2 separate regions of the Homo sapiens genome follow, and region 2 is linked to region 1. A link is an interaction called in ENCODE POLR2A ChIA-PET data of the cell type or tissue named here. Cell type or tissue: OCI-LY7. All regions are shown on one strand. Each heading gives the region's core, and the rest is flanking DNA. Links, peaks and the distances in the headings are about the cores only.

Region 1 (11,819 bases), core at 3,388-7,387:
AAAGAACTCTTACACCTCAATAATAAAAAAGACAACCTGATTTTAAAATGAACAAAGGATCTGAAGAGACATTTCTTCAAAGAAGATACACAAATAGCCAATGAGCCCATGAAAAGATGTTCAACACCGTTAGTCATCAGGGAAATACAAGTCAAAACCATGAGAAACTGGCTGGAAGCGGTGGCTCACGCCTGGAATCCCAGCACTTTGAGAGGCTGAGGCAAGAGGCTCACTTGAGACCCATGTGGGCAACACAGTGAGACCCTGTCTCTATAAAAAATAAAAGAATTAGCTGGGTGTGGTGGCATGTGCCTACAGTTTCAGCTACTCGCCAGGCTGAGGTAGGAGATCACTTGAGCCCAGGAGGTCAAGGCTGATGGCACCACTGCACTCCAGCCTGAGCAACAAAGTGAGACACTGTCTCCTCAAAACAAAACCACCACCATGAGAAACCACTTCACACATAGCAGGATGGCTATAATAAAAAAGTCAGATAACTAAGTGTTGGCAAGGACACAAGGATGTAAAACTGGAACCTTCATACACTACTAGTGGGAATGTGAACTGGTGCAGACACTTTGGAAAACAGAATCTAACCATGTTGACACCCTGACCTGAGAATTCCAATCTCCAGAACTCTGAAAAAATAAATTTGCTGTTTAAGCCACCCAGTCTATGGGTATTTCATGGCAGCCTGGGCTAATGCAGATCAGATTTCATACCTGAATCCTTTTAAATGTATTGAGATTTGTTTCATGTCCCCATATATGGTCTGCATTAGTAAATATTCCACATACACTTGAGAAAGAGCGTGTGTTCTGTTGTTGGATGGAACATTCTATAAATGTCAATTAGGTCAAATTGATTAAGAGTATTGTTGAAATCCACTGTATCTTCACTGATTTTCTGCCTAATTATTCTATTATTGGGAGTGGTACTGAAATCTTCAGCTATATTTGTGAATTTATTTCTCCTTGCAGTTCTCTCAGTTTTTGCTTCATGTATTTTGAAGATCTTTTATTAGATACATAAACATTTGTGATTGTTATGCTCTCTTGCTTAATTGACCCCTTTGTCATTACAAAATAACCTTCTTGTCTGTGGTAGTATTCTTTACTCTGAAAGCTGCTTTGTCTTATATTAATACAGCCATTCCAGCTTTCTGTAGATGAGTATAAGCAGCATATCTTTTCCTAACCTTTTACTTTTAACTATTTTTTTTTTAATCCTAACCACTAGACAACAGGGATTAACCTTTTTTGGCTTTATAGTGTGCTTCTTGTAAGCAGCATATATTTGGGTCTTGCTTTTTTATTCAATTTCACAATTGCTGTTTTATTTTTATTTTTATTTTTTTGAGACAGAGTCTCAATCTGTCACCCAGGCTGGAGTGCAGCAGTGTAGTCTTGGCTTACTGCAACCTCTGCCTCCCAGGTTCAAGCAATTCTCCTGCCTCAGCCTCCCGAGTAGCTGGGACTACAGGCGCATGCCACCACACCCTGCTAATTTTTGTATTTTTAGTAGAGACGGGGTTTCACTATGTTGGCCAGGCTGGTCTCGAACTCCTGACCTCATGATCCGCCTGCCCTGACCTCCCAAAGTGCTGGGATTAGAGGCGTGAGACACTGCACCTGGACAACTGCTGTTTTAAAGAGGTGTGTAGACCAATTTCATTGAATGTGATCAGTGATACAATTAAGTTTGAGCCTATCATCTTACTATTTGTTTCCTACTTGTCCTATTTTATTTCCCCTTAACCTGACTTTGTTTGGATTAATATAGCATTTTTTATGATCCAATTTGATCTCCTTTGTTGTCCTATGAGCTATAACTCTTTGCTCTTTAATTTTAGTGGCTGCTGTAGGGTCTATAGTATACATCTTTAACACAGTCTACCTTCCAGTTATATTGTAACATTCATGTATAGTATAAACTCCTTACAATAGTTTATATTTATTTCCCTCCCTCAACCTTTGTGCTACTGTGGCCATGCATTTAACTCTTACATGTTATCTTATAAACCTCACAATATATAATGTTTGTTTATGTTGTCAATTATCATTCATTCTTTCATTCATCTTGCTATGTTGCCCAGGCTGGTCTCAAACATCTGGGCTTGAGCAATCAATCCTTCTGCTTCAACCTGCCAAGTAGCTGGGATTACAGGTACACACCACTGTGCCCAGCTCCAGTCAATTATCTTTTACACAACTGTAAATAGAAAAAAACTTTTATCGATGGATGTTCATTTCTGGTGATCTTAACTCCCTTGTGTAAATACAGATTTAAGGCTGGTACCATTTTCATTCTGCTCAAAAGACTTCCTTTAACATTTTTTAGTGTAAGACAGCTGGTGATGAGATGAATTCTTTCCGGTAGTGTATGGTATGTCAAAAACATCTTTACTTTGCCTTCATTTTTAAAAGATATTTTTGCTGTAGAATCTTACAGTGACAGTTTTTTTCTTCCTGTACTTTAAAGCTACCGTTACATTGACTTTTCACTTGTATTTTCAAATCTGACATCACCCTCATCTTTTCTCCTCTGTACCTAACATGCTTTTTTGCCCCCTCTGGCAGCCTTGGGGATTTTCTTTTACCACTCATTTTGAGCTACTGATTATGTGTCTTGGTGTAGTTTTCTTCATGTTTTTTGTGCTTATAATCTGCAGTTTTGAATCTGCAGATTATAGTTATCAAATTTAGAAAAAACTTGGCCATTATTTCTTCATGTATTATTCTGTCCCTCCCTTTCTTCTCCTCTTTCAGGGACTCCATTACCCATACAGTAGGCCACTGGAGGTTTCTCTCTAATGTTCAATGATAGCTCCATTATGATCTTTTCATGTTTAAAAAAATTATTCTTTTCTGTACTTCATTTTGGATTAATTTCCATTACTGTGCCTTCAAGTTCACTAATCTTTTCTTCTGCAGTTTCTAATTGCTGTTAATCCCATCCAGTGTATTTTTCATCTCAGACATTGTTGTCTTCATTTCTGAAAGTTTGATTTCGTTCTTCTTTATAATCTCCATGTTGGCCAGGCACAGTGGTTCACGACTGTGATCCCAGCACTTTGGGAGGCTAAGGTGGGTGGATCACTTGACGACAGGAGTTTGAAACCAGCCTGGCCAACATGGTGAAACCCCGTCTCTACTGAAAATACAAAAATTAGCCAGGCATGGTGGCACAAACCTATAGTCCCAGCTACTTGGGAGGCTGAGGCAGGAGAATTGCTTGAACCCGGAAGGCAGAGGTTGCAGTGAGCTGAGATCACGCCACTGCACTCCAGCCTGGACGACAGAGCAACTCTGTCTCAAAAATAAAATAAAAATAATCTCCATGTATCTATCTAACTTTTTGTATATATGGAATACAATTATATCTGTTTTGATGTACTTTGCTCATACTAACATCTGTGTCAGTTCTGGGTCAGTTTTGATTGACTGATTATTTTCCTCATCCTGGGTCATGTTTTCCTTTTTTGCCTGTCTGGTCATCTCTGCACGTATGCTAGACATTGTGAATTTTACCTTATCTAAATATTTTTTATTCCTATTAATTTTGAGCTTTGATCAGGGATGCTGTTAGATACCTGGCTTTATTTTTGTTTCCATGATTTATTAGGTGGGTCTGAAGCAGTGCTCAGTCTAGGGTAATTATTCTCTATCATTGAGGCAAGATCTGAGTACTCTATCCAATGCCAAATGAATTGTAAGTTTTTCCAATCAGGCTTTTGGAAGCAGGTACTCTCCCTTCTAATCCTTTCACATTATTCTTTCCTCCACTTTAGATGATTTCCACATATGCATACACTAATTAATACTGTGGTGAGGGTGGGTGCAGTGGTTCACGCCTGTAATCCCAGCACTTTGAGAGGCTGAGGCGGGCGAATCACGAGGTCAGGAGTTCGAGACCAGCCTGGCCAACATGGTGAAACCCTGTCTCTACCAAAAATACAAAAATTAGCCAGGTGTGGTGGTGGGTGCCTGTAATCCGAGCTACCCAGGAGGCTGAGGCAGAATTTCTTGAACCCGGGAGGTGGAGGTGGCAGTGAGCCGAGATTGTGCCACTGCACTCCAGCCTGGATGACAGAGTGAGACTCCAACTCAAAACAAACAAACAAAAAACAACAAACAAAAAAATTGGGATGAATGTTCAAGGATTCTGTGTAGATCTCTGGGTTTTTTCATTTTGCAGCTCTCTTTTCTTTTGTACTCTGTTCTATTAACTCTAGCTGCCTCTAGCCGTCTCTTTGGACTCTCAGTTCCATCTCTTCAACTTCAGAAATCTTTCTCTCTGCACCATGAGTGGAAACTATCTTAAGATAGTTTGACGGGAAAATAAGTATGACGGGAAAACTATTCCTCAACTCTCAGGAATACTGTCCTTTGTTGTCTGATGAAAAATATCTTGAAAACTGCTGTGTTATGAGGGTTTACATGTTTTTTTTATTGTTTTTAAAGTTGTTTCATGTGGGATGGTAATTCAGTCTCTGTTTCTCTATCTTGGCTGGAAGTACAAGTGGCTCTAGGTAGTTCTTTTAAATAGGTCCTGAACTGGACAGATTTTTAAGTGAAGGAAAAGGCCTTTTAAAATTTCTTGTTCATGTCCCTGGGGGTACCAAAACATTGATGAATTGTATCCCTTTCTTTAGGAAAGCAGAGGATCCTATCCTATAATGAAGAGGTAGGTCATAATCCTTCCTGGAAGAAACTTAACCAAATGACTGGGCTCAGGTCACACTGATAATGATCTTAACTTCGTAGTTTCCCACCTCTATGACTCAAAATTTCTTACTGGATTTGAAAGACTTGCCCCTCTACTAACAGCCTGACTCTAGCTGCCACTCTTGTTTCCTGTACTTTCATTCACTAAAACTCCCTTCTCTGTTACTGGTACCAAGGAAGCCTCAATTAGAATGGGGGGTCTGGGGAGGATAATCTATGAAGTAGAGACTGGTTAGTTACATGTCACCCTGTTCTCATATAAATCTGGCCAACGAACTGTTTAGCAAACTGTTCCACTGGAGGGCAGCCCCAGTGGGTGACAGCTCCCCAGCAGGACCAAAACACAGCGACTTTTAGATGTGGTGGACTCCCTGAAACATGGTTAAGACTCCTCTTCTGAAATATGGTCAGGTGTCTGATGTGTTGGCTTTCCTGGGGGTTTTTTTATTTTAAAAAAGCCTTGGATTTTAGAAGATTCATATACAGTATTTGAGACATATTTCTCCAGCCATCAGAGGAAGACACATTAGCAGAGATTAAAACGTACACTTACTGCTCATACCTCAGTCACACTTAGAGGAATAGCTATGGCAACTGGCTCCTGAAAAACTTTTTCCTAATTAGTTCCACAACAAACTAGATGTAGTATTTTGCATATATTTCCCCTGCCAACGCACCTGTGGTAGTTTCTAGTACATGGTTTCACTTCTATGATCTTTTAAGCTTTAATTCATGTTTTCGCACAGCAGAGCTAACAATGTGCAGGACCTAAACTCTAGGGTTGGTGATGCATTTAATGGGAACGTCTCTGGAGTCAATGGAACATGAAGACTGCTCCTTCCCTGTGGGCATGTTTTGGAAACACATATATTAATTTAAATTGAGTTTTTCAAATTCACTTATGAATGGAATAACAATAACTACACTTGTTATATTCTGCTTCTCAGAATCTGGTGACAGCAGGTTAAATGTGCAGGAATTTTTATCTACATCTCTACCCTTGGGGCTACACAGATTGCCAGCTTCTCTTACTTTTTCTGTTGGCATTATATCGCTATTCTGGATTGGAAGGTTGCCAGTCATCTCTTTGGTTTAACCCTAGGCACAGCTGCTACGGAGCCTCTCCCATGAGACTGGGTTAGTGAGAATAGGTGCTGAGAACCCCCCGCGGGACAGGATGAAGGGTTATATAACTCAATTTCAATTTGTTATTAGTTGAGAACTATTTATAACTCCATCCTGGATGTTTTAAGGCAAGATTTTCCCCTTTTTTCAAATACAGCTGCTCCTTGACTTACAATGGAGTTATATCCCAATAAGCCCAGGTAAGTGGAAAAATCTCAAGTTCAAAATGCGTTTAATATTCATACATCTAACCTACTGAACATCATAGTTTAGCCCAGCCTACCTTAAACGTGCTCAGAACACGTACATTAGCCTACAGTTGGGCAAAATCATCTAACACAAAGGCCTGTTTTGTAATAAAGTGCTGAATATTTCAAGTAACTTACTGAATACTGTACTGAGAGTGAAAAACAGAATGGTTGTATGGGTACTTGAAGTATGCTTTCTACTGAAATCATACTGCCTTTGTACCATCATGAAGTGGAAAAATCTTAAGTTGAACCATCATTAAGTCAAACCGTTGGTAAGCTAGGGATCTTCTGTAGCAGAAAGTAGTGGTCAACTTCAAACCAGTTTTAGCTGGTCCATTTTCTTAGCATCTAACTGACAAGAACTGCAGCAGGGACAGGAAAGCCTTAGGCAGGAATGAGGTACTATCAGATGGTGGGGGAGGGTGGAGGACTGGTAAGGAGAGCAAGCATTCTTCTAGTTCTCTGTGTAATTAGAAGACTTTGAACTTCTCACTGCCTCAAACAAGCTTAGCTAAAATCAAGCCTTGTTTGGTTGTTAGAAGCAGACCATGGGTCACCGCTGCACAAAACAGAAATGGGGCACAGTGAGTTAGTAGGGCCTTACCTATTAGCTCAAGCTGGGAAGATTCATATCTTCCAGCTTTATACAACAAGCTTAAAGGGCCTGGGCTTAGCAGATCCCATGCCACTATGACTGGGGTCCGGTAAAGTTACTCACACTGCACAGCTGACAGCAAACTTAAGCTGTTTAAATAAAGCCTTTGCAAAAGACTCTGCCTCCAAAGCTATCCAGGACTATTTTCAATTATAGGCCTTTAACTTAGCTTATTTGGTAATTTATTAAGTGCATAGACATCAGATTGCTAGGTTGGACCTAGAACAGTTCGCTGCATCTTCACAGAAGACTACTCTTCATTCTCTTCCATCTTGACCTGCCTTCACAATCTTGTTATTGCTATACAGTAACATAATATGATGTTAATATAACGTTATAAATATACATTCCATCCAAATTGTATCCTGGCTATTTGCAAGTCTAGGTACTGAAATCAATGTTTAGGTCAGGTGCGGTGGTTCATGCTTGTAATCCTAGCACTTCAGGAGGCTGAGGCTGGTGGATCACCTGAGGTTAGAAGTTCGAGACCAGCCTGGACAACATGGTGAAACCCCGTCTCTACTAAAAATACAAAAGCTAGCTGGGCCTGGTGGCGCACACCTGTAATCCCAGCTACTCAGGGGGCTGAGGTAAGAAAACTGCTTGAACCCGGGAGGTGGAGGTTGCAGTGAACTGAGATCACACCACTTCACTCCACCCTGGGCAAAAGAATGAAACTCAGTCTCAAAACAAAAAAACAAAAAACAAAACAAGAAAAAGAAATCAATGTTTAAATGATCAACAGAAGGACTTGAGCTATGGCTTTTTCATCACAGACAACCATTTACCATCACAGAAAAAAAATCCATCTAAATTATAGCATATTATATGCTATTTTTTTTTGTCTTTTCATCAACTATGACTGAACAGGAAGTAGTTATGGGTCAAGGTGTAGGAGGTCAACAAATGTCCAATTATTGATACTTACATAGAACCTACACTAAGAAAGAAAGACTAAGAACCTGGGCAGGAAGAAACAGTCTCTGACTCAGCAGCTGAGAACATCCAGGGGGTTAAAATGATGATAATAGTTAAGCTTGATTGAGCTCATACTGTCAGGCACTGCTAGGTGCTTTACAGGCAAGGTTTCTTTTGATTCACAGAAAAACTCCATGAGTGGGGTGACCACAAATTCCAGCTTATGCCTGCTGCCTTGGCAAAATTATGAAGGAAACAAAAATATTTCACCCAAAAATATACTTCTCTGACATATTTCAGATGGTTTTCAGAAGGGCTGGAAATACAAGAATAGCTGAGAGAAGCTGTGTGGGGCAGATTTGCATCTGTAGAGAAAATATGCATTGATGAGGTGGAGGCATTTCTCTGAGGCCCTACCTTGTCCAGACACAGGAAAGATTAATTGAGAGTCTGACACCTTAGAAGGTCAGAAAGAAACATATTCCATCTATTCTCTCTCAGGGCTGCGACCTGTGAGGTTTCATCTACATGACAGGACCACCTGTGCTAGCTGGGCCTCCTCTTCTCTCTCTCTCATAATCTGTCTCACCACCATAACCTGATTTACCACCATAACCTGTCTTGCCACACTCCAAGCCCTCATTCTTTCTGTAACCTCAAGGTGGTATAAAAGCATCAGCCATCTGGCCATTTTTTTTTTTTGAGATCTTATATTTTGTAAGACTTTTGTGCACATTAACAAATCTGTATGCCTTTTCTATTAATCTGCTATTTGTCAGTGGATTTTTCAGCGAGGATTCAGGGGGCACAGAGGAAGTTTTCCCTTGGCCCTGTTACACCAAGTAATGGGCTCACTGCTTGACGCGCTACATCTTTCCACATTAGTATATACTGCTTTTTTCTCATAAAAACAAACAAACAAAAAAACCTACAGAGTATTTCTCCCCAAGTAAACTTGATCTGGTATCATTTTTAGATAAGCTGCACATGAGCTGTCTTACTACAGAGAAATATTAAGACCAGCAGGCTTTATAGGTGAATGATATGGTTTAGCCTTGAACTGGGTAAGGTCCAGATGGCCACTGACCCTGTCAGCTAATTAGTGTCAGTTAGAATGACAACTCATCAACATTCTTCAACTTTAAATTGGGTGTAAGTATAAATTCCAGTTTGGTGTTTTGGTCACTTTGATGTACATTTCACATGAAGTTTATTACAGACACTATATCAAGAAGTATATTAATATTCTGTGAGTGCCTTAATAAGATTTTAGTGTGGCTGAGGTAGAGATCTGGTTATATTTGCCCTAAATTTGTTTCAGGCTAGAATTAATTCAGTTGCAAGGAACAGAACTTTAGGAAATCAACTACTCATTTCTTTATGTCCTAGAGTGGATTAAAAAGGATTTTCTGAGGAAGATTCTAGGCCTGCCTTTAGGAACTTCCACTGCCTGCCTCAGGACAAGGGGAAACATGGGCTTATATTTAGGTATTAGGTTCCTTCATTCTGATAAAAATACGAATGCACCATGAGTGCTGTTAAGACAACTAGGTCTGTATTTAGCTGGCAACATAATACATTTTTGGGCTGCTGCTTTTATATATGTATGTATGTATGTATGTGTGTATATATATACATATATATGTATATATATACACATATATGTGTGTGTGTGTGTGTGTATATATATATATATATTTTTTTTTTTTTTCCTTTTTGAGATGGAGTCTCAGTTTGTGGCCCAGGCTGGAGTGCAGTGGCGCAATCTCGGCTCACTGCAACCTCTGCCTCCCAGTTCAAGCGATTCTCCTGCCTCAGCCTCCTGAGTAGCTGGGATTACAGGCATGCATCAACACGCCTGGCTAATTTTTGTATTTTGAGTAGAGATGGAGTTTCACCATGTTGGCCAGGCTGGTCTTGGAACTCCTGACCTCACGTGATCCTCCCACCTTGGCCTCTGAACATGCTGGGATTACAAGCGTGAGCCACCGTGCCTGGTCTGCTACCAATATTTATTAACAGATCAACATTCAAGAATAACCAGTTTAAGAATTAACAGCCCATTCATTCTCCAGATATTCCAAAATATAACCTTAGACCACACTTAGCAGTAAGATGGTTATCTAAACAACAACATCCTGTTGCCCACTGTGCACCTTCAATTTTGGCAAAACTGCTTTTGCTGAAATACATTTTCATGCAATGCCACCAACTTATATTGAAGGTACTACAATTCATTCAACAAACACTTATTTGAATGCCTACTGTGAGATGAATGAACTTAACATTATATCCTCTTTATGAAGGTCGTTAGGATAAAAGTCTGTCTGATCTTAAGGCCAAGAACAGTTGCGATTCACCTGAACAACTGAGTTCTTTTGATGGAAGGAAGCTGAGTTTTACATTCTTTCTTTTTAAATCTGGCTGCTACAAAGCTTATGGTGGTCCTTGTGAAACACTAGTAACAGGAGTGCTGGCATTATGGTATGCATTTTTACATTTCTTTTTTGGCTCTATTTTGTCTCCACTCATACTTTTAGTTTTCTTTGGCCCCATTTTATTTTTCCTTGAAGTAACTTGCAAAAGTTAGTACATGCTCTGAAATCGGGCAGTGAAGAGCACAAATAAACAATTGTAGGAAGCAAAATGGAGGGGAGAGCAGATCAGTTTATTGAAAGTTATACTCGTTCATCCATTTGCATTCTGATACCTGAGGACACTGTGAATTACTGGAGGAGAAAAGCAAATTGGAATTTTTAACCTTAACATTATTTTTTTCTCAGCTCCAGAAAGGAGTGAAAAAATGAAAAAATAATAAAATTTTAATTTATAAAAAATTTTAAAAAGAAAGTTTTTTGATAATTCTACTATTGAAAGTGAGTACAATGAAGCGGGGACTCACTGGTTCAAGGTAAACATTACATGGTTAAAGTTAGGTTAAGTTAAATATGTGTTCCTAGAAAACTTACAGTGGTTTTATAAATTGAACATTTAATAGTGAATTGATGAAATTCTTAAATATATAAAAAAACTTGTCTACACACGCTGCAATGGACAAAATCATTCCCTACGTCATCTAACAAGTTCAGGCTTCTGTGTATGATGTTTTCTTCAAGTAGGACGAGTTATGGAATGACAAAAAGGGTAGCTCAAAAGTTAATCAACATATTACACACAATTAGAACATCATGACAATTGTGAACCATAGTGACACTTGTTCTGGTGAACCATGGTCTAACTACAATTATATGCACTTAGAATGAAGGGCATCACAATCATATCAAGTATAGTTCTTATTAAAGAACTCAGCATCTCTGCAGGCTTACTAACCTGATGTTGTCTTCCTAGAGTAGGTTTGGGTATACGTAAATGAACTGCCCTCATTACCTAAGAAAGCATTGGTAGGTGCTTGCCTTTACAAAAAAGGAACTAGTTACTCTTGAGTTATAATACAAATGACCAAAAACTAACTCAAGAAAATCTAAATAGCCTTTTTTGGACAATGTTAAGACAGAAACTGTTACTAGAGATAAAGAGGAACATTTTATAAAAGTCAAGAAATAGATAACAATTATAAGCATACAGAAAGTGAAAAGACAAACCCAGAGGCACTTATAACAAAAACCCATTTTCACAATAAAGAAAGAACACTCAAAATTCAACAAGAAAAAGAAAACCCAATTTAAAAATGGACAGAAGAGTTGAAAAGACACCAAAGAAGAGACATAGATGGCAAATGGGCACATGAAAAGATGCTCAACATCAGTAGGCATTAAGAAAATGCAAACCAAAATTATAATGAGATACCACTTCATACCCACCAGAACAGTAGAATAGCTATAATCATAAAGATAGATAATAACAAGTGTTGGTGAAGAAGTGGAGAAATTGGAAACCTCATACATTGCTAGTGGGAATGTACAATAGCATAGCTGCCTTGGAAAACAGAAGCATTTCTTAAAATGTTAAGACTAAGAGTTACCATTAGACCCAGCAATTCTGCTACTAGGTATCTGCTTGAGGGCAATAAATATGTTATGTCTGCACAGAAACTTGTACACAAATGTTCACAGTAACATTATTCATAAAAGCCAAAAAAGGGAAACAACCCAAACGTCTATCAGCCAATGAATGGAAAAACAA
Region 2 (11,819 bases), core at 4,816-8,815, 380 kb after region 1:
CCACAAGGCTGGGCCGGGCACGGTGGCTCATGCCTGTAATCCCAGCTCTTTGGGAGGCTGAGGCAGGTGGATCATGAGGTCAGGAGCTCAAGACCAGCCTGGCCAACATGGTGAAACCCTGTCTCTACTAAAAATGCAAAAAATTAGCTGGGCGTGGCGGTGGGTACTTGTAATCCCAGCTACTTGGGAGGCTGAGGCAGGAGTATCTCTTGAACCCAGGAGGCGGAGCTTGCAGTGAGCCGAGATTGCGCCACTGCACTCCAGCCTGGGCAAGAGTGCGAGACTCTGTCTCAAAAAAAAAAAAAAAAAAAAACCCACGAGGCCACCCAGACATTCCTTCCCTCTGCTTCTGAAGTAATGTCAAACCTTTTGGAGGAGAAGCTTGTCTGAAACCCTCACCTTGTATGGAGAAATGATAGCCCTTCAGTGGGTCTCCCCTTAATGTGTGGGCCCCAGTGCTTGCTCATGTAAAACCTTTATGGGTCCAAGCACACCCTGCACGGCTGAAGCAGGATGCCTGAGAGTCAGTTTCAGTCTGCGTAGTCTCTGCCTCAGCCAGCACTTGAACGCATCTATCCAAGTCACAGCATGAGGCTCCGCTCCCTGATAGAACCAACAATTGCACGTTGAAGCAAAAGAGCGTTGCTCTGAATTTCACCTGAGTAAACTCTCCCACTCTGTTTTTAGGGAGGAAAATTTGACATTATCCAGCTGGTTGTGTACATCGGCTCAACCCTCTCCTACTTCGGTCTGGTAAGAGATTCTCTTTTCCATGCTTTAGGAAAATGGTTTGGAGAAGGAAGTGACTAACGCAGCGCTTGTCTGCATTCTCCCCAGGCCGCTGTGTTCATCGACTTCCTCATCGACACTTACTCCAGTAACTGCTGTCGCTCCCATATTTATCCCTGGTGCAAGTGCTGTCAGCCCTGTGTGGTCAACGAATACTACTACAGGAAGAAGTGCGAGTCCATTGTGGAGCCAAAGCCGGTGAGGCCGCTGTGTTCACAGGACACCAAGACATGGAGAGATTCCATGAAATCACTCAGAAATGCACGAAAATTAGGCCCAAATCACAGGCTTCATCCTGTAGTGGATACGTCGCTGGGTTCTACCCCGATCAACCAACTCTCAGATAAATTTTTTGGTCTTAGAGAAGAATGGAAACAAAAATGGAGGGGCAAGATAGAGGGAAGGCAAATTTTTATGTCTAGGACTTGCCAATTTTGTCATTTATTTATTTATTTATTTATTTATTTATTTATTTATTTATTTATTTTCAGATGGAGTCTTGCTCTATCACCCAGGCTGGAGTGCAGAGGCATGATCTCGGCTCACTGCAGCCTCTGCCTCCCAGGTTTAAGTGATTCTCCTGCCTCAACCTCCCAAGTAGCTGGGACTACAGGGGCACACCACCACACCTGGCTAATTTTTGTATTTTTAGTAGAGATGGTGTTTAGCTATGTTGGCCAGGCTGGTCTCAAACTCCTGACTTCAAATGATCCACCCACTCGGCCTCCCACAGTGCTGGGATTATAAGTGTGAGCCACTGAGCCCAGCCTGTTTTGTCATTTATTAAATTGGTATAGCCAAAAAAGAAAAAAGAAAAGAAAAATAACAACTTTGGAGAACAATTTGGCAGTGACTAATGTTTAAATGGGACATACTTTACAGCCTGGCATTTTCAGTTCTCCATACCTGCCCTAGAGAAACACTCACATGAGTACCCGCAGTACATGAGTACAAGATGTTCAAAGCAGGATTGTTTATTAAATTATCAATAATATATGATTATTAACAGTGAAGAAATAGCATCTAACCAAATATCCAACAGGTGAATGGTGAAACTATGGTAAATCCATAGAAAGGAATACCAGGCACCAGCTTAAAAAAATGAGATAGATAATAATAATGGCAAACATTTACACAGCACTTCTAAATGCTTTATCTATTAACTCAATCTTCACAACAACCTGATGTAGACAGATGCTACTATTATCTCTTTCTATATATGAGGAAATTGAGCCACAGAAAGGTTAAATAATTGGCCCAAGGCTGGGCACAGTGGCTCACGCCTATAATCCCAACACTTTGGGAGGCCGAGGCAGGCAGATCACTTGAGGTCAAGAGTTCGAGACCAGCCTGGCCAACATGGTGAAACCCCATCTCTACTAAAAATACAAAAATTAGCCAGGCGTGGTGGTGCATGCCTGAAGTCCCAGCTACTTGGGAGGCTGAGGCAGGAGAATTGCTTGAACCTGGTAGGCAGAGGTTGCAGTGAGCTGAGATCATGCCATTGCACTCCAGCCTGAGTGACAGAGGGAAACTCTGTCTCAAAAAAAAAAAAAAAAAAAAAATTATAGGACTTGACAAGAGCAGATCTCCAAGACATTTTGTTAAAAGAAAAAAAGCAAACTGTAGAACAATATATGTTATATGATATATAGGTTAAAAAAAAATCACTAGACACAGAAGCTAATCTGTATATTTTCTGCATGTATATTCTATATATACACAAGTGTACACACACACACACATACATATACATATGTGTGGGTGTATATATGTACACAAAATTGTACCAGTGGCTGCTTCTGGAAAGGAGCTTAGGGTGGGGGAGTAGGAGTAGTCAAAGAGATTTTAGCGTCATCTGTATTGTTTTGATTTGATTAATTCAGACTTTATCAAGCAGGTCCTCTGCGTTCAACTCCATGATTTTCCCCAAAGATAAATCTCTGGTACCTAAAAACAAAGACGATTGGCTAGACGTGGTGGCTCACGCCTGTAGTCCCAGTACTTTGGGAGGCCAAGGAGGGTGGATCACCTGAGGTCAGGAGTTCAAAACCAGCCTGGCCAACATGGAGAAACCCCGTCTCTACTAAAAATACAAAAAATTAGCCAGGCATGGTGGCGCATGCCTGTAATCCCAGCTTCTCTAGAGGCTGAGGCAGGAGAATCGCTTGAACCCAGGAGGTGGAGGTTGTGGTGAGCCAGGATTGCGCCATTGCACTCCAGCCTGGGCAACAAGAGCGAAACTCCGTCTCAAAAAAAAAAAAAAAACAAAGACGATTTCTTTGTCTTTCCCTCATCCAAGAACATGATTGTCCTGTTCCAGCAGCTGATGCATAATTCACTGTCCATTGTATATGCATTCACAATTTGAAATAAAAGTTCATCTTTGCAGCTAAAACTAATCACCACTTCATGGCCCAAGATGAGATGAAATTTAACAAACATGTAAATAATTTAAGTTGCAATAGTACAAATTTCTGGAGATACTGAATCTAGAGTTACTGAAATTGACAGAATACAACAAAGAAATTTTATGCAGCAACTGGGGGGTCCAATGTAAAAACATTAAGCAGTAAGCTGTGGCTGTGTTGAATTTACAAGTTAAGATGCATGGGGTTCCGCCTGGCGTGGTGGCTCACTCCTGTAATCCCAGCACTTTGGTAGGCCAAGGCGGGCGGATCAACTGAGGTCAGGAGTTCAAGACCAGCCTGACCAACATGGAGAAACCCCGTCTCTACTAAAAATACAAAATTAGCTGGGCATGATGGTGCATGCCTGTAATCCCAGCTACTCAGGAGGCTGAGGCAGGAGAATCATTTGAACCTGGGAGGCGGAGGTTGCAGTGAGCCAAGATCATGCCATTGCACTCCAGCCTGGCAACAAGAGTGAACTCCAACTCAAAAAAAAAAAAAAAAAAAAGCATGGGGTTCCATTTCTGATTTATCTTTAGACTCAGAAATCATTAATTCTTGGTTAATGAGAGTTTTGAGCCAGCTTGTTCAATAGTCTATCATTTGGCAAATAGGAATTACAGTTGCCTTTAGATAGGCAATTCTTGATAATTCTGTACAAAAATGGGTAAACTTTCAAACCATCTTTTCCTAGACATTAAAGTATGTGTCCTTTGTGGATGAATCCCACATTAGGATGGTGAACCAGCAGCTACTAGGGAGAAGTCTGCAAGATGTCAAGGGCCAAGAAGTCCCAGTAAGTTAAATCATTTTGTCTTTTTTTTTTTTTTAAGAAAATTTACTGTTAAATATAAACACATCTAGAAACTTGTACAAATCAAAACTGATGGATTTTAACAAAGTAAACATACTCATATAACCGGCACTCAGATTAAACAATTGAAAATTACTAGCAGGAGTCCCTTTTATGCCCCCCTCCAATCACTACCCTCTCTTTCTCCTTTTTTAATTTTTAAAATTTGGCTGGGCACGGTGGCTCACACCTGCAATCCCAGCACTTTGGGAGGCCAAGGTGGGTGGATCACTTGAGGTCAGGAGTTCGAGACCAACCTAGCCAACATGGTGAAACCTCGTCTCTACTAAAAATACAAAAATTAGCCGGGTGGTGTGGTGGCACACATGTAATCCCAGCTACTCAGAAGGCTGAGGCAGGAGAACTGCTTGAACCCAGGAGGTGGAGGTTGCAGTGAGCCGAGATTGTGCCATTGCACTCCAGCCTGGGTGACAGAGCAAGACTCCATCTCAAAAAAAAAAAAGAAAAAAATGTATATTCTTAAATTACAAACGAGGTCTCACTATGTTGTCCAGGCTGGTCTCAAGCAGTCCTCCCACCTCAGCTGTACCAAGCCCACCAACTGCCCTCTCTTAAAAGTAGTCATTATCCTGTTTCCAAAGATTAATTTTACTTTGGCTAGAATTTTCTAAAAACTGAATCACGTAGTATGTAAGCGGTATATACGCGGTTGAGTGTCTGGCTTCCTTTACTCAACATTATTTTTGTGAGAGTTGTTCATGATGCCATGTATAGTTCATTCTCATTGTATAATTCTGTTTTATAAATATCCAACTTATTCAGCCATCCTACTGTTGATGGACATTTGGGTAGTGTCCAGTTTGGGGCTAATGCCAATAACGCTGCTATGCTCAACATATGGCACTCTACTGGACAGTTACCTAAGAGTGGAATTGCTGAGTCATAAGGCAGACATATGTTCGGTTTTAGGAGATACTAACAAACGGTGCTGAAAAATGGTTGTTCACATTTGCACTCTCCCCAGCAGTTCTGGTTGCTGGGCATCTTCAATTTCCTAGGGCTGAATTACCACAAACTAAGTGGCTTAAAACAACAGAAATGGCCAGGCATGGTGGCTCATGCCTGTAATCTCAGCACTTTGGGAGGCTGAGGCAGGCAGATCACCTGAGGTCAGGAGTTTGAGACCAGCCTGACCAACATGGAGAAACCCCATCTCTACTAAAAATACAAAAAAATAGCCAGGCATGGTGGCGGGCGACTGTAGTCCCAGCCACTCAGGAGGCTGAGGCAGGAGAATGGCATGAACCTGGGAGGCAGAGCTTGCAGTGAGCCAAGATTGCACCACTTTGAGAGGCCAAGGTGGGCGGATCACCTGAGGTCAGGAGTTCAGGAACAGCCTGGCCAACATGGCGAAACCCTGTCTCTATTAAAAATACAAAAATTAGCCAGGCGTGGTGGTGCACACCTGTAATCCCAGCTACTCAGGACGCTGAGGTGGGAGAATTGCTTGAACCTGGGAGGCAGAGGCTGCGGTTAGCTGAGATCACACCTCTGCACTCTAGCCTGGGCAACAGAACAAGCTCCATCTAAAAAAAAAAAAAAAAAAGTCTTTTCTGCTCCTTTTGAAATATCAGTGAGTTTTCTTCTTTTTTTCTGTTAGTTGAATTGTACTGATTGATTTTCAAATATTAAGCCAAACTTGCATTCCTGAAGTAAACTCAATTTGAATGTGTTGTACTATTCTTTGTATTTATTGCTGAATTCCATTCACTAATATTTAGGATTTTTACATCTCTTCTTGAGAAAGACTGACCAAAGTGTTTCCATTCTTGTAATGTTCTTGTTGGATTTGTGTATGAAGTGAACTACAGTCATGCATCACTTAATGATGGGGATATGTTCTGAAAAACGCATCAGTAGCTGATTCTGTGGTTGTCTGAATATCATGGACTCTATTTACACAAACCTAAATAGAATAGCCTATTATACTTAGGTTATATGGTGTAGTCTATTGCTCCTAGGCTGCAAACCTGTACAGCATGTTACTGTACTGAATACGGTAAGCAACTGTAACAGAATGGTAAGATTTGTATATCTAAATATAGAAAAGGTACAGTGAAAATATGATATAAAAGCTTAAAAATGGTACATCTGCATAGGGCACTTACCATGAATGGAGCTTGTAGGACTGAAAGTTGCTCTGGGTGAGTCAGTGAGTAGTGAGTGAATGTGAAAGCCTAGGTTGTTACCGTGCACTACAGTAGACTTCATAAACACTGTACACTTAGGCTACACTAAATTTACTTCAAAATATTTATCTTTCTTCAATAATAAATTAATCTTAGCTTACTGTGACTGTTTTACTTTATAAATTTTTAAATTTTTTAAACTCTGTACAGTGGTATAAAAATATTTTCTTTCTCACCGGGAGTGGTGGCTCATGCCTGTAATCCCATCACTTTGGGAGGCCGAGGCAGGCGGATCACAAGATCAGGAGATTGAGACCATCCTGGCCAACATGGTGAAACCCCATCTCTACTAAAAATACAAAAAAATAGCCAGGCATGGTGGCAGGCGCCTGTAGTCCCAGCTACTCGGGAGGCTGAGGCAGGAGAATGGCGTGAACCCAGGAGGCAGAGCTTGCAGTGAGCCAAGATCACACCACTGCACTCCAGCCTGGGCGACAGAGCAAGACTCCATCTCAAAAAAAAAAAAATTCTTTCTCTATATCCTTATTCTATATACTTTTTTCTATTTTTAACATTTTTTATTTTTATTTTTACTTTTTAAATATTTTTGTTAAAAACTAAGTCATGGCCGGGTGCAGTGGCTCACGCTTGTAATCTCAGTACTTTGGGAGGCTGAGGTGGGTGGATCACTCGAGGTCAGGAGTTCAACACCAGCCTGGCCAATATGGTGAAACTCTGTCTCTACTAAAAATATAAAAATTAGCCGGGTGTGGTGGTGCGCGCCTGTAGTCCCAGCTACTCAGGAGGCTGAGGCAGAAGAATCGCTTGAACCCAGGAGGCGGAGGTTGCAGTAAGCCAAGATCATGCCACTGCACTCCAGCCTGGGAGACAGAGCAAGACTCCATCTCAAAAAAAAAAAACAACAAATACACACACACACACACACACACAAAAACCATTTCCAATAGTGCTAAGTCCTATGAAGAATGTGGAATACCACAGTGTGATAAGGGAATCATGTGGGAGAAAAGCTGCTAGATAGGGTGGTCAGGACAAGAGGTGACATCTCAACAGAGGCCTGGCTTTTCTGAATTTCATTTTCCAAAATCTGTAAAATAGGCCAGGTGCAGTGGCTCATGCCTGTAATCCCAGCACTTTGAGAGGCTGAGGCAGGTGGATCACCTGAGGTCAGGAGTTCCAAACCAGCCTGGCCAACATGTTGAAATCCTGTTTCTACTAGAAATACGAAAGAATTAGCTGGGCATGGTGGCATGCACCTGTAATACCAGCTACTTAGGAGGTTAAGGCATGAAAATTGTCTGAACCTGGGAGGTGAAAGTTGCAGTGAGCCAAGATCACACCACTGTGCTCCAGCCTGTGCGACAGAGTGAGACCCTCTCTCAAAAAAAAAAAAAAAATCTGTAAAATAAAGACAAGGATACATTATCTCACAAGCGTCTTCAAAGGCCTGAATGAGGCAATGCTTACAGAACACATGCATGGTCCTGATATCTACACCTAATAAATGACGGCTACTATAAATCATGTAATATTAAACGTAACTTTATAAGTTAATAAAATTAAAGAACCTAGAACCTGAGGGCTTGTCATGGCTAATAGGTTTGGAAACTTGCTTTTTCAGAGACCTGCGATGGACTTCACAGATTTGTCCAGGCTGCCCCTGGCCCTCCATGACACACCCCCGATTCCTGGACAACCAGAGGAGATACAGCTGCTTAGAAAGGAGGCGACTCCTAGATCCAGGGATAGCCCCGTCTGGTGCCAGTGTGGAAGCTGCCTCCCATCTCAACTCCCTGAGAGCCACAGGTGCCTGGAGGAGCTGTGCTGCCGGAAAAAGCCGGGGGCCTGCATCACCACCTCAGAGCTGTTCAGGAAGCTGGTCCTGTCCAGACACGTCCTGCAGTTCCTCCTGCTCTACCAGGAGCCCTTGCTGGCGCTGGATGTGGATTCCACCAACAGCCGGCTGCGGCACTGTGCCTACAGGTGCTACGCCACCTGGCGCTTCGGCTCCCAGGACATGGCTGACTTTGCCATCCTGCCCAGCTGCTGCCGCTGGAGGATCCGGAAAGAGTTTCCGAAGAGTGAAGGGCAGTACAGTGGCTTCAAGAGTCCTTACTGAAGCCAGGCACCGTGGCTCACGTCTGTAATCCCAGCGCTTTGGGAGGCCGAGGCAGGCAGATCACCTGAGGTCGGGAGTTGGAGACCCGCCTGGCTAACAAGGCGAAATCCTGTCTGTACTAAAAATACAAAAATCAGCCAGACATGGTGGCATGCACCTGCAATCCCAGCTACTCGGGAGGCTGAGGCACAAGAATCACTTGAACCCGGGAGGCAGAGGTTGTAGTGAGCCCAGATTGTGCCACTGCTCTCCAGCCTGGGAGGCACAGCAAACTGTCCCCCAAAAAAAAAAAAGAGTCCTTACCAATAGCAGGGGCTGCAGTAGCCATGTTAACATGACATTTACCAGCAACTTGAACTTCACCTGCAAAGCTCTGTGGCCACATTTTCAGCCAAAGGGAAATATGCTTTCATCTTCTGTTGCTCTCTGTGTCTGAGAGCAAAGTGACCTGGTTAAACAAACCAGAATCCCTCTACATGGACTCAGAGAAAAGAGATTGAGATGTAAGTCTCAACTCTGTCCCCAGGAAGTTGTGTGACCCTAGGCCTCTCACCTCTGTGCCTCTGTCTCCTTGTTGCCCAACTACTATCTCAGAGATATTGTGAGGACAAATTGAGACAGTGCACATGAACTGTCTTTTAATGTGTAAAGATCTACATGAATGCAAAACATTTCATTATGAGGTCAGACTAGGATAATGTCCAACTAAAAACAAACCCTTTTCATCCTGGCTGGAGAATGTGGAGAACTAAAGGTGGCCACAAATTCTTTGACACTCAAGTCCCCCAAGACCTAAGGGTTTTATCTCCTCCCCTTGAATATGGGTGGCTCTGATTGCTTTATCCAAAAGTGGAAGTGACATTGTGTCAGTTTCAGATCCTGATCTTAAGAGGCTGACAGCTTCTACTTGCTGTCCCTTGGAACTCTTGCTATCGGGGAAGCCAGACGCCATTTAAAAGTCTGCCTATCCTGGCCAGGTGTGGTGGCTCACACCTGTAATCCCAGCACTTTGGGAGACCAAGGCGGGCGGATCACTTAAAGTCAGGAGTCCAAGACCAGACTCGCCAACATGGTGAAACCGTATCTCTAATAAAAATACAAAAATTAGCTGGGCATGGTGCGGGCACCTGTAGTCCTAGCTATCAAGAGGCTGAGACAGGAGAAACACTTGAACCTGGGAGGTGGAGGTTGCATTGAGCTGAGATCGTGCCACTGCACTCCAGGCTGGGTGACAGAGCGAGACTCCATCTCAAAAAAAAAAAAAAGAAAAAAAAAATGTCTGCCTATCCTGAGACTGCCCTGCTGTGAGGAAGCCCAAGCAGTCACGTGGACAGTGCCTGACCAGCCCCAGCTTTCAAGCCATCCAAGCCCAGTCACCAAACATGAGAGAGAAGAAGCCTTCAGGTGATTCTGGACTCCACTAACATATGACTGATACCGCATGATACATCCCAAGTGAGAACTGCCCCATAAATCCAGAAAACCACATTGCTATCTTAAGTCCCTAAGTTTGGGGCTTATTTGTTCCACAGCAACAGGTAACTGGAACAGAGGGCAAGCCTGATGAATGGGCACACAGACTCAGCCCATACCTTCCCTGGTTCTAATGTTCTCAGGGAGCCCGGACCAACCCTGGGAGCCTCAGGAACTTAGGTTTCCACTGGACAGTTCTAGAAGGGCTATAGACCAAATCAGGTAACTCACCAGACCAGCCTTGGAATCTATCAAATCTAACTGCTGAGCTACCCAATGCATTCCGATCCTCATCACAATTCTTTGACTGAAGGCCGGGCGTGGTGGCTCACGCCTGTAATCCCAGCACTTTGGGAGGCTGAGGCGGGTGGATCACCTGAGGTCAGGAGTTCGAGACCAGCCTGGCCAACATGGTGAGACCCTGTCTCTACTAAGAATACAAAAATTAGGTGGGTGTGGCGGTGGGCGCCTGTAATCCCAGCTACTTGGGAGGCTGAGGCAGGAGAATCTCTTGAACCTGGAAGGTGGAGGTTGCAATAAGCCGAGATAGTGCCACTGCACTCCAGCCTAGATAACAGAGCAAGACTCTGTCTCAAAAAACAACAACAACAACAACAAAACAATTCTATGACTGAAAGTGACTAAAAAGCTGGCTTTATGCCATTAACACTCTGTACTTTGCAGCCAATCAGAACTGACGCAGTCTGGGTGCTAGCTGCTTCAAAAGCAACCCACACCACACTTTTACCATTTCCATACATCAACTGCTGAGAATATGAAAATGCACAGTGACAGGTTTTAGGATCCTGCTTCAGGATTTCCTTTTCCTGGTTTGGTCACTAGAGTTGGCTATTTATCTGTTTCTAAACAATAGCTATTTTATCGAATAGTTTAGAGACCACTATTAAATATTGTGACTGATGAAGGATCTGTGAATTTTTTTATATATGTTCTAAGAGTTACCATTTTGATACCTTTTAAAAACCAGCAGCTTTCTACTATATTCATGTAAGACAGCATGAATAAAACCATTTTTTGATACAGGGTTTTATTTGGCTTTAAACTCAGGAACCAAGTTAATTATGCCAGATTGAACTTTGATTTTTACTACCTTTTCAAAGATATTTTAAAAAGTGGATTACTACATATGATTTCTTTGGAGCTTACATTTCTTTACTTCACGAATTCTATGTCACTGTTACAAGTTTCCATTCTGATGGCTTCTGGGCCTTTGTACCTTTGTTTTTGGTGCCTTATTCCTAGTATGTTTCTATCACCTTAATGAGGCCGCAGATGGAGTCAGAATGTGAAATTACAAATAATCACTGGATCCATCTACTGTTTTCCATCACCTTCCCCACTGATGCTCTGGGCGAGAGAGTGATGTGTCACTTCAACTGTGTGTAATATGTCAGACACGTCCTACAATAACAGGCGTCATATTTGTATTATTTTTAGTTTACTGTAGAAAATAATGTCACCGCCAAAGGTGATGAGAGTCACGTTTTGTAGGATCTGTTTTCTTATACTTAAAGACAGACTTCTGCTACGGTAATTGCCAGTATTCATGGCTTCCTTTCTGTGTCAGAAGAGAAGGGATCTGCTTTCTCTTGGCTGATTTCACATAGCATTGGTAATAGACATGCATTTCTCTTTCTAAAGGGGAGTAACTTTTTAAACCCTTCCTGATTTTAGCCTGGCAATGTAAGTGTCCTTAATGTGACTGTTTTGATAATTAAAAAAAGGTATATAATTTATTTAAATCTTCATTTCCTTTCTTTTCAGAAGGTCCCCAAATCACAGTTAACTCATTCATTGACGCATTCACTCAACAACTATTCAATGAGGCACTCTCTAGAGACCAAGGATAAATAAGGTAGCCAGTCTCATAGAGATATGAGGAGATGGAAATTAATCAAATAATTCAAGCAAATGGCATCTTGCAACTTGTGCTGAGTATAATGGTGAAAAGGCAAATGATGGCATGAGAGCTTATAGTAGGG

Evidence for each region. Peaks named below come from ENCODE experiments on the same cell type or tissue, not always from the same donor. Only the 100,000 strongest peaks of a DNase experiment are listed, where the experiment ranks them.
Region 2: POLR2A ChIA-PET joins it to region 1 with 5 read pairs; 2 of 35 experiments call an interaction of 5 or more read pairs at or near these places.

Annotation. Positions count from the first base shown.
Region 1 is chr12:120,793,059-120,804,877 of GRCh38, forward strand. The region is part of intron 2 of SPPL3 (signal peptide peptidase like 3); the gene reads right to left. Among named protein-coding and RNA genes, the nearest start is that of ACADS, 73 kb to the left of the region's middle. In OCI-LY7, for the core only: a CTCF peak has its summit at 5,054 (motif pointing right); DNase peaks (open chromatin) are centred at 5,033, 5,433, 5,853 and 6,523; H3K4me3 peaks cover 1,947 bases; H3K27ac peaks cover 2,846 bases.
Region 2 is chr12:121,176,460-121,188,278 of GRCh38, forward strand. It overlaps P2RX7 (purinergic receptor P2X 7), which reads left to right. Exons shown (of 13, transcript NM_002562.6): 10 at 688-753; 11 at 838-987; 12 at 3,895-3,996; 13 at 7,846-11,573. The coding sequence ends at 8,343. All of the region lies in intron 2 of LOC105370032 (a long non-coding RNA gene), which reads right to left. Among named protein-coding and RNA genes, the nearest start is that of P2RX4, 28 kb to the right of the region's middle. In OCI-LY7, for the core only: no CTCF peak of the experiment used is centred there; no DNase peak of the experiment used is centred there.